Linked DNA regions of Homo sapiens: region 2 is linked to region 1. A link is a contact called in ENCODE Hi-C or POLR2A ChIA-PET data. All regions are on one chromosome and are shown on one strand. The core of a region is the stretch at or near the end of the contact, and the rest is flanking DNA. Distances in the headings are between cores, read along the strand shown. Region 1 overlaps MTHFD1 (methylenetetrahydrofolate dehydrogenase, cyclohydrolase and formyltetrahydrofolate synthetase 1). Region 2 overlaps CHURC1-FNTB (CHURC1-FNTB readthrough).

Evidence for each region. Hi-C counts contacts between places; a loop is a spot of excess contacts on that map. ChIA-PET counts read pairs that join two places held with the same protein, here RNA polymerase II (POLR2A). Pooled maps may share reads with other maps.
Region 2: a pooled map shows a loop between it and region 1 (3-fold over the local background). The contact joins two enhancer-like sites. A Hi-C loop is called at or near these places in 1 of 168 maps with a recorded cell type or tissue (PC-9) and 1 of 50 pooled maps. POLR2A ChIA-PET finds 5 or more read pairs at or near these places in 1 of 52 experiments (activated T-cell).

What each region holds. Positions count from the first base shown.
Region 1 is chr14:64,442,791-64,447,653 of GRCh38, forward strand. MTHFD1 (methylenetetrahydrofolate dehydrogenase, cyclohydrolase and formyltetrahydrofolate synthetase 1) reads left to right here. Exons shown (of 28, transcript NM_005956.4): 22 at 1,903-1,944. Among named protein-coding and RNA genes, the nearest start is that of AKAP5, 20 kb to the right of the region's middle. RefSeq lists an enhancer at 2,798-2,847. Within about 2 kb of position 2,906, at least 14 of the 41 ENCODE cell types and tissues checked have a DNase peak (open chromatin) inside an H3K27ac peak, as active enhancers do.
Region 2 is chr14:64,950,842-64,955,704 of GRCh38, forward strand. The region is part of intron 3 of CHURC1-FNTB (CHURC1-FNTB readthrough); the gene reads left to right. RAB15 (RAB15, member RAS oncogene family) reads right to left here. Exons shown (of 7, transcript NM_001308154.2): 2 at 1,670-1,730; 3 at 762-822; 4 at 233-310. Among named protein-coding and RNA genes, the nearest start is that of GPX2, 11 kb to the left of the region's middle. RefSeq lists an enhancer at 4,052-4,863. Within about 2 kb of position 2,555, at least 2 of the 41 ENCODE cell types and tissues checked have a DNase peak (open chromatin) inside an H3K27ac peak, as active enhancers do.

The sequences.
Region 1 (4,863 bases), core at 1,656-4,155:
AGCCCCTTCTTGAGTATACTGTTCATGCTGGACAGGGCCTCCACACCCTAGGGAGGGAGTGGGGGAGAGGAGAATGGCAGATCTGCCCAGGGCTGCCCTGGGTAACAGAGAAACAGGTGGAGACTGGCTCATCCTCACCTCCAGCCTGAATTTTGTATTTCTCTGAATTCCTACTGCTTAGAAATTCCTACTACTTTTTATCCTAGTATTTTAACACCTTTTCTTTAGGGCCTACATGAAAAGACATGGTGCTAGGTTTTCTGAAATCATTTGAAAAACTATTAAATTCCTGTCCACCAGGAGCTTGTATTATAACTTAGGAAATAAGGACTCCCTGGCCTACAGGATAAAAATCAAATTTGTTTTGGTCAGGGTTTGTCCTAATGTAGCAGTTCTCTGTTTTGGCCTCAGAACCTCTTTACACTCTTGACAGTTATTGAGAGCCTAAAAGAGTTTTTGTTCATATGGGTTATAGCTATTGATATTTACCATATTAGAAATTAAAACTGAGTTACATGTAAACATAAAGAACTTTGTAAACATGAAAATGCATTATCTTTTCCCAGCAAAATTTAGGCATTGTACATTTTTCAGATCTTCTCTGGGTCTGGCTTAATTGAAGACAGCACTTGATCTGTTGTGACATCACATGTCTCATAACCTTTGGAAAAGTCCATTATATGCTCAATGAGAGAATGATAATGAGAGTAAAAGGGCCATAAGATGTTACAGAATCTTATGGAAATAGTTTTGACTTCATGGACCCCTTCAAAGGATTGGGTCCCCGGAGCACACTGGGAATGCTGCCATAACAACCCCAGCACCCCTATCCAGTCTTAGTTATCCCTGAGTGCCAAAGGCACTCCCAACCCAGCACACTCCTTTCTGCTAGTAGCACAGGATAGACTCCCTTTTTTTTCCCAGTCACAACTAACATTCCTCTCTCTTACACCCCTCACTCACCCTCACACCATCACACCTCCTTTCCTTGCTTCCTCCTGACCTCACAGTCAGGATAATGTCCCATAATGCTGTGCATGGAGGGGAACATTTGCACATATGGCTCTGTCAAGAGAGTAGGCCTCCTGCTCTCATTAGCTTGCTGACGGGAAGCTACCTGTAAGGTCCTTGCTTCTTGCTCTGCCTCCACACAGCCCCTTCTGGAGTTGGAGCACATAGTCTCACTGCAATGGAAGAGGGCAGAGCTTCTTAATCACTATCCACTGCCCATGGTGGGGCCCATGAAATGGACACCTTCACCCATTTGCTCATTTCTGTGGATGCAGCAGGGCTGAGCCACGGCATAGATCAAGACTGGGGGCTGGGGGGCGGGGCGGGGAGGCACCAGACACCTCCATCCTTTAGATATACTCTACAAAAGAGAAAGAAAATCCTTCTGTATTGTTTTCCCTCTTGTTTGTATTGACCCTGCACCACGGTTCAGCTCCACCAATGCTAGGTTGGCACTGTGGACCAGTTCATGAAACCATGGCAGGGCTCATCACGGGCTCTATCGACAGACATCCCAGGGTGACTTCCGCAGGCCCGACCGCTTCCTCTTTCCCCACACTCCCCTTGACTTCCAACCCCACTGCTATGGCCTTCACTCGAGTCACTGCACCTGCTTGGTACACCCCTTTCCACCTCTCCTGCCATCGATCCGGTCCTTCTCACCTCCTTAATTCAGGTCATAGAGGTCTTCCACGCTGCCCAAAGCAGTCGATTTTGTTCTGTGCTGTGTGATTGGTCACATACCCTAAGTCCTTAGGGCAGGAAATAATCTTATACTACTGTACAGCCTGCAAGCATTGCAGCGTCTTGCCTTTAACACATGAAAAGCACCATTTTAAGCTAGGAGATTTAAATAGGAAATGCCTCTGACTCTGTTTCTTTTCCTTCCAGGTCACTGCTGGACTGCCTCTTCCCAAGGCTTACATACAGGAGGTAACCTGAGTTATTTCTCATCACGTGTCCTAGAAAGCACCACACCTTGAATCAGCATTTCTCCACCTGGCCCATGTGGAAATGAATGGGTTATTGCTGTGACCCAGGGTGCAGGGTGCCAAAAGGCCTGCAGTGTGCTGAGGAGTTATATTAAATGAGTAGATAGGGAAGATGTACCTCACAAAATAGAATTGTCCCACATAGGGTGTCAATAAGCCACTGCCCTAGACCAGTGGTTGATTCTCAACAGCTGATTTTGACCCCGGGGACATTTGGCAATGTCTAGAGACTTTTTTTATTATTACAACTGGAGGTGGGGAGTGCTACTGGAATCTAGTGGGTAGAAACTGGGGATGCTGGCTAAACATCCTTTAATGCACAGGACAGCCCCTACAACATTATCCAGCTCAAATGTCGGAGTGTGAGGCTGAGAAACCCTGTCCTAGACTAATAGCAGTTCCCTTCCATTGTCTTCCCTGCATTGGCTGGGTAAGTTCCAAATGCCATTCAGATCAGAAGCAAGTAGAGACCTTTTTTGAAATGGCTTCTCCTCTGCCGATTTAAATCCATATTAACGGGCCAAGATATATGGTCAGGATTCTGGTTGTTTTTCTAGACAAAGCTTCCTGGATATTTATAGCATCAAACAGGAGGCTAGAGAACAACTGTGAGCTCAAATCTTTTCATATTTATGTCATTTACCATCAAAGAAACATCTCTAAAGCCAGTTTGGGGTGGTTACAGGAAAGACAGGCCATCAGATAAGGTGGCAAGGTCACCTGCTGTCACTGCTAATTCAATTTTTCTGCCTTTTTGGAAGGCTTTTAAATTATCAAGCAATACAGGGTCACTGTTCAGGCCCCAAATGAAGTATTTCAAAACTGGCTAGAAAAAATTGCTGGTACCTTCAGTCTGCCTGTCTTCTGAGTTATGGTTTGCCTTTTATGGTCATTTGTCTGATTCACGCGTAGGAGGGGAATTCACAGTTCTGGCCCTCCTGCCACCCCACAGCCTTTCCTGTGTCTAATTACAGTGACTGCCCCTAGCTGGCCCAGCTGGTGTCTTCATTTAAGAAATTCTACTTATTTAAAACTGTTCTTGATCAGCGTTACATATTAATTGGTTTTCATGTGACTAGAGGTAAAGAATTAGCAGTGTTCTTTAGAAGCTCAAATAAATCATAATCTCAGTTTTCAATTATTAAAGGAAAAAAGCATAAATCACATTTATAATGAACCTAGTTGTTTTCCACCTTTTATCCTACCTATTTCTGCTTTTTTGGGATCAACAAACATTAGTGCTGGGTTTTGCTCGATGATTCAGTATATGTATTTTTATAGAAGACTCTTTTATTTTTAAAATATTTAATGTATTGTTAAGCCTACAATAGTAATATACCCTTTGTAAAAAATAATAATTAAACATTATAAGAATGTAATATATGTGAGTTGAGTCCCCTTAACAGTTCGGTGCATATTTCTCGACATTTAAAAATTTTTCATGAATTATATACATGTATTTTTGTGTTTGTCCTAAAATGGAATAATTAAGCTCTCCATGGTTTTGCACCTTTAGTACATCTTGGACAGGTTCCATGTTAACACAGATGGGTCTCACTTTCATAACATCTGCATGATAAATATTTATTGAGTGTATATGTCATAATTCATTGGCCCAGTCCCCCTTGGAGGAGGTTTATGTTTATAATTTTCCAATGCTACAAGCAGGGCTGCAGTAAACATACTTAAAGATACATTTCCTTAATTGCTTCCCTTTAGTTTGTAGTACTTGGTTTTTGGTGGGTTTTTTTGTTTTGTTTTGTTTTGAGATGGAGTCTGGCTCTATTACCCAGGCTGGAGTGCAGTGGTGTGATCTCGGCTCACTGCAAGCTCCGCCTCCTGGGTTCACACCATTCTCCTGCCTCAGCCTCCCAAGAAGCTGCGACTACAAGCACCCACCATCATGTCCGGCTAATTTTTTTGTATTTTTAGTTGAGACGGGGTTTCACCGTGTTAGCCAGGATGGTCTCGATCTCCTGACCTCGTGTTCCACCCGCCTCGGCCTCCCAAAGTGCTGGGATTACAGGCATGAGCCACCACGCCCAGCCGGTTTTTGGGGTTTTTTTTACAGACAGGGTCTCACTCTGTCACCTAGGCTGGACTGCAGAGGCGTGATCATAGCTGCAGCCTCTAACTCTTGGGCTTAAGCAGTCTCCCCGCTTCAACCTCCCAACTAGCTGGAAGAACAGGAACACGCCACCACACCAGGCTAATTTTTTAATTTTTTGTAGAGACGGGGTCTCCCTATGTTGCCCAGGCAGGCTGCTGTCGAACTCCTAGGTGCAAGTGATCCTCCGATCTCAGCCTCGCAAAGTACTGGGATTACAGGTGTGAGCTACCACATCCAGCTCAGTTCTTTTTTTTTTTTTTTTTTTTTTTTTGAGACAGAGTCTTGCTCTGTCACCAGGCTGGAGTGCAGTGGTGCAATTTCAACTCACTGCAACCTCCGCCTCTGGGGTTCAAGTGATTCTCCTCCCTCAGCCTCCCAAGCAGCTGGGACTACAGGTTCCTGCCACCACACCTAGTTAATTTTTATATTTTTAATAGATACGGGGTTTCACCATGTTGGCCAGTATAGTCTTAATCTCTTGACCTTGTGATCCACCTGCCTCGGCCCCCCAAAGTGCTGGGATGACAGGCATAAGCCACCAGGTCCGGCCCTTTTTTTTTTTTTTTTTTTAATTAACTTCTCAGTTGTAGAGATGGGGTCTTGTTATGTTTCCTAGGCTTGTCTCAAACTCCTGGGCTCAAGTGGATTCTCCTGCCTCAGCCTCCCAAAGTCCTGGGATTACAAGTGTGAGCCACTGGGCCCAGCCACTGGCCTGATTCCTAAAGATAGTATTTATCTTATTTCTTGCCC
Region 2 (4,863 bases), core at 1,305-3,804, 510 kb after region 1:
GGAACTAATTCATTTCCGGGAAAGACACAGCCGTGGAGGCCTGGCAGGGTATAGAGAGTGAGGGCATGGCAGCTTCGGTTTCTTCCCCATGTCTTACTCACCCAGAGGTCTTCATCCAGGGCTGTGGAAGGCAAAGCTTCCTGGAAGCATTTGCCTTCCCATCTGGCCCTCGCCTTGCCTTCCCCGGTGAGGCACCCTCTCCACACCCCGGCAGTGAGGTGGCATCTCCTACCTCATCCACGTCACTGACCCACTTCATGATGTGCTGGTAAGAGCGCTCGCTGCTAATGTCATAGACCAAAAATATCCCCTGAGAGAGAGAGAAATAGAGAGATGTGATATGCACAGAGAGAGTGCAGTCATGGGGCCAGAAGGGGCCGTGGAAACTTAAAGGTTGGGTCCCACTCTCCCATTCTCCCTGCTCAGCATCCAGAAATATCTCTTCTCTCAGACCCCACCACTGCCGCCTCCCAGGCCCATCACAGAACTCTCTACAGCAGGAAGACACCACATGCTTTGACCTGGATCTTTGACCCAGGATGGAGGGTGGAAGTCAGGGGTGAGGGCAGGGGCCTGCCTGCAGTGAGTGGGCCATGAACAATGGACGGACAAATGATCAGTGAACAGCTGAAAGACGCCCTGCGCTCCTCCAAGCAGGCGAACTGTATTTAGGGGATCCGTGGCACAGACATCTCAAATACCCAGAGCTGGGAGTGTGGGTGGCAGCTTCCCACTTTGAAACCCCCAATGTGGTGGCTTACCTGGGCCCGCCGATAGTACTGCTTTGTGATGGTCTGGTATCTCTCCTGCCCTGCAGTGTCCCTGCAGGAGAAAGCCAGTCCCTCAGAGGAGCAGGGACCATGGGAACAGACGGGGAGGGGAAGAGCAGAGCTGTCCCCTTGTAGGAAAAACTGGGGAGCTAAAGGGTGAAAAACCAGGGATGCTTGGATCCCCACAGGGATCTGCAGTCAGAGGCCTGGTCATCTGTGCTGGTGCTGACCAGGCCTGCAGGGCCTTGGCCCCTCCTGCCAACTGCCCTCCTGGCAGAAACCAGAAGCCACAGCCAGAACAGGCCTTGGACAGCTCTCTGGAATCTGGCCACTGTGGCCAGATTTGGTTGGATGGGAGTTGGCAGGGGATGCTGCTACACCCCTAGTCCCTATGGGACCTCTGAAGGCAGTGCCCATACTGCTGTGGAATTGAGAGGGAGCTCTAAACCCTGGCAAAGGCAGTGCTTCCAAGACCTCAGGCAGAGAGCCACAGCAGCACCCTCTGCTACTGTGGAAACTTCATCATGCTATCCTGAGGAACTCTCTCAGGGTCTCGCCCTAAATGATGGGGGGTGTAGCCTCCTTCCTTCCAATCTTAACATAGTGTGGCACAGCCCAAGGGCAAAGCCTAATCCTGAGATAAATTCACAATGGTTAGTGTGCCAGTTCCTTCTAATTCCTGCCCTTTGGTGCTTGTAGTCAATCCCCTAAAGTTTCTTAGAGGTTGGAGATTAAGGCTTATAGGAAGAGATGGGCTTCTGAGACTTCGCTTCCATCCATCAGAGAGGTGGCCAGTTATCCCAGGTGAAGCCTAGGAATTTTACACATGGCAGGGGCAGCTAAGGAGCAGCCAGAAGTCCTCTTCTCCTACATCTGCCTCCTCCTCCTCCCCAGCTCACCAGATCTGTATCCGCACTTTGATGCCGTCTACCTCTATGGTCTTCATCTTAAAGTCAACACCTGAAGAAAGGAAGAAAGAAAGAAAGTTAGAAAGCGTACCCACGAGAAATGAACAGGAAAGGGCCAGGCAATCACACTTGAAAGGTTTCCTTTCAGTTTAATTTGGCAAAGGGATGAAGTAATGTAAAGGCCTTCTTTAAGCAGAAACTGACCTTAAGGAAGTATCTGAAGCTTTGAAAGGGGCTTTCCTCCCTCCCTGAGCTGAAAGTTGCCACAAGTAAAGGCCCTGGGGGACCCAGAGGAGGGAGAGTGAATCTGGGGAAATCTACTTCATCACTGCCTTACTCGACAGACTTAAAACATGTCTCGTTCTAGTCATGTGTGAAGTCTTCCTATTTATACTTCTGGAGAGAACGCTGTGTTTATCCTTCCTGAAATTCTAATCTCTAGGAATAGCAACCCACATTATTTGCCTGCTTTCTTCCCTCTCTCTCTTTGCCTTGTTAATAACCAGAAGGGGTCATAGTGCCAGACTGTGGAGAGAGAGGAGGGCTCTTCCAACCCATGATTGTACCTGAAGCCTCAGCACCCAGCCAAGGCTCACCAAAAAGAAGGCCTCATGCGTCTTGGTTGCTGACTCACTCATTCACCATAGGAGGCACTGTGGTTGACTAGAAGGAGCATGGGCTTTGGTGTCAGGCCTGAGCTTATCTCCTCCCTCTGGCCACTCATAGCTCATTGCTATAACATCAGGCACCTTGCTTCACTGAGCGTCCATTTCTGCCTCAGTAAATATCTTCATCAGGGACATTACCAGTATCTCAGAGGGTTGCTGAGGAGGCCGGATGAGATACAGCACCTGGCCCAATTGACTGCAGCTGTCATGAGCTAGTGCAGGGCCGGGTACATGCGGGTGCTTATGAGTGACTGTCATAGGACCAGATGAAGAGGCAGTGGCATGGCATGGCATGTCACTGCGGGAGGGAAAGGAAGCAAAGAGTTCCCACGCTTCTTCATCCAAGGGCTGGAGGAGCTAAGCTGCCACGAGACACAAGAAACCGAAGGGATTTGGCAAATGCGTGCAGGGCAGAAACATATTGGAGAAATCTGCAGCAAGAGAAGTCAGCACCACCAGCAGCAGCCAGCTTGACTCTGAGTGACAACAGAGAGATGAGGGAGGTTGTTTTGCTGACCATGCCTCTCCCCAACTCTAACTATACCCAGGCACTATGCCCAGGGATTCAAGAGCTACGTCTGGTGGGTTAATTAAGCTTACGTCTTTGTGTACTCCCTGGAGCAAGGTCAGGAGTGGGCATGATCAGCCACAGTTTTCAGATGGGAACATGGTAGAGTTCCGAACCGTCTGCCACCAGCTGCACTGCCCGGCCCAGAAGGCCTGAAGGCACCAGCATCCCCATCACCACTGCCACTCCACCTCCGCATCAGTTATTTGCCAAATGGGAGACATCTTCCCTTATCTGTGCTGTCCCCAGCTTTCTACAAAGGCAAACAAATTAAATTCTGTCTCTTCCTTCCCACCATCAAGACCAATCATCATTTAATTACAAGGGAAAAAAGATGCAGAACGGGCAACCTGAACTAAATCGATTTGGTCAGACGTGAATCATTTCTCGCCTGCCCAAGCTGATTCATATCCATTGAGCTGTACTTTTCCAAATGGGCAATGCCTGGCAGCCATTCTTCCATGTGTGCAGAGAAAGAGTGAAGAGAAGGAGGGAGGAAGGGAGGAAGGAGAGAAGCATCAGGCCTTGGGAAGCAGGAGTATGCTTATTTCTGCCTGGATCAACGGTTATCAGGCACCTGTTTCTCCCCAGTACCTGGCATAGAAGGGAATCAAGACATTCTTGTTTCATGATACAGCACCTTCTTCCAAGAAGAACGAGAAATTTTCTCCAATTTGTAATATACCTGGTTTATCCTCACACTAGCCTAGCAAACCTGGCCAAGGACAGTGCCTTGTGCAAAGCCATCACAAGGGGGACAGGAAGAGAGAAGGTTTTATTTCCTTTATCCCACAAACATTTATGGGAACTTCCTATGTGCCCTGCACAGTGCTCAGTGCAGACAGAGCAGTGAAAAAGACATGGCCCCTGCCCTCAGAGAGCCTAGTGGAAAGGAAACAAGGGCTCAGAGAGGTCAATGGCTAGCCAGGGTCAGCACAGCACGTGCAGAGATTCCAACACAGGTCCATCTATGCTGGAACCCACGCTGCCCCTTGCGCTGGTTCTTAGGGAAGCAAGAGGAGAGTCGTGTAGTTGGCTAGGCCTGGAAGCCCTAACTCTGCTTAGTTTCCTTTTTGCCTGTGGGTGCCTGAGAAGGACTTTGCTAGGAGAGGAACTTCCAATATTAAGGTGAATTTTTCCCTGTGAGAGAAGAGGGGATGGAGGGAGAGGTGAAAGCAGGCAACTGTCCCCAGAGACAGAACTGACAAGGAGACAGGGTACTCCACCGGAAGTGAGGCTGGGCAGTGACTCCTTCTCACCTCCTCCCTCACTTCTTAGCTATGTGGCGGGGGACTAAGGCTGAGGAATTCCGGGGCTCGCAGCACTCCCCGGCCTCACACACACCCCACCATCTTGCAACCTAGGTCTCACTGGCCACCTGGGAACATGTGTTTTATTCACCTTTTGGCTATTCATATGCATTCACATATGATGGAAGAAACAGAGTAAGTCTATGTCTTCTGAAGGATTTTCCTTCCTCCCTCCCCGCCCACACAACCTCTCTTAAATTTAAAAAAGGTTAACAGCCCAAGGATCTTCAAGAGGAATCTATTGCTTCTGCGCTCTGTTCCCACACAACCTGGGCCTTCAGCTGTGTCCACCTACCAGTCAAGCCCTGGCCCCAGTAACCCGTGCCCATCGTGGCTCCTTCCCTCTCCCTGCGTGGCTGTTGGTTTTTTCCACTGCTGAGCACTGCAGGACAAAGTCAACACACTGGCCTTATTGAGGCCTCTGCAGACGGATGCTTTCTCACCTTGGCCAGCCCTCGCAGCTGCTTAGCAAACTGTTTATTCACATGTGTGTTCACCTATCACTGTCCCCCCACTGAAGACTTCAGCTCCAGGGCACCCCCTCCCCACCCCTGTGCTCTCAGCAGGATACCTTCTCCACTGTTTTATGGCCCAGATGAATGCCTTTCCTCTGAAGCCACCTCCTTTCTTCAGATTTTC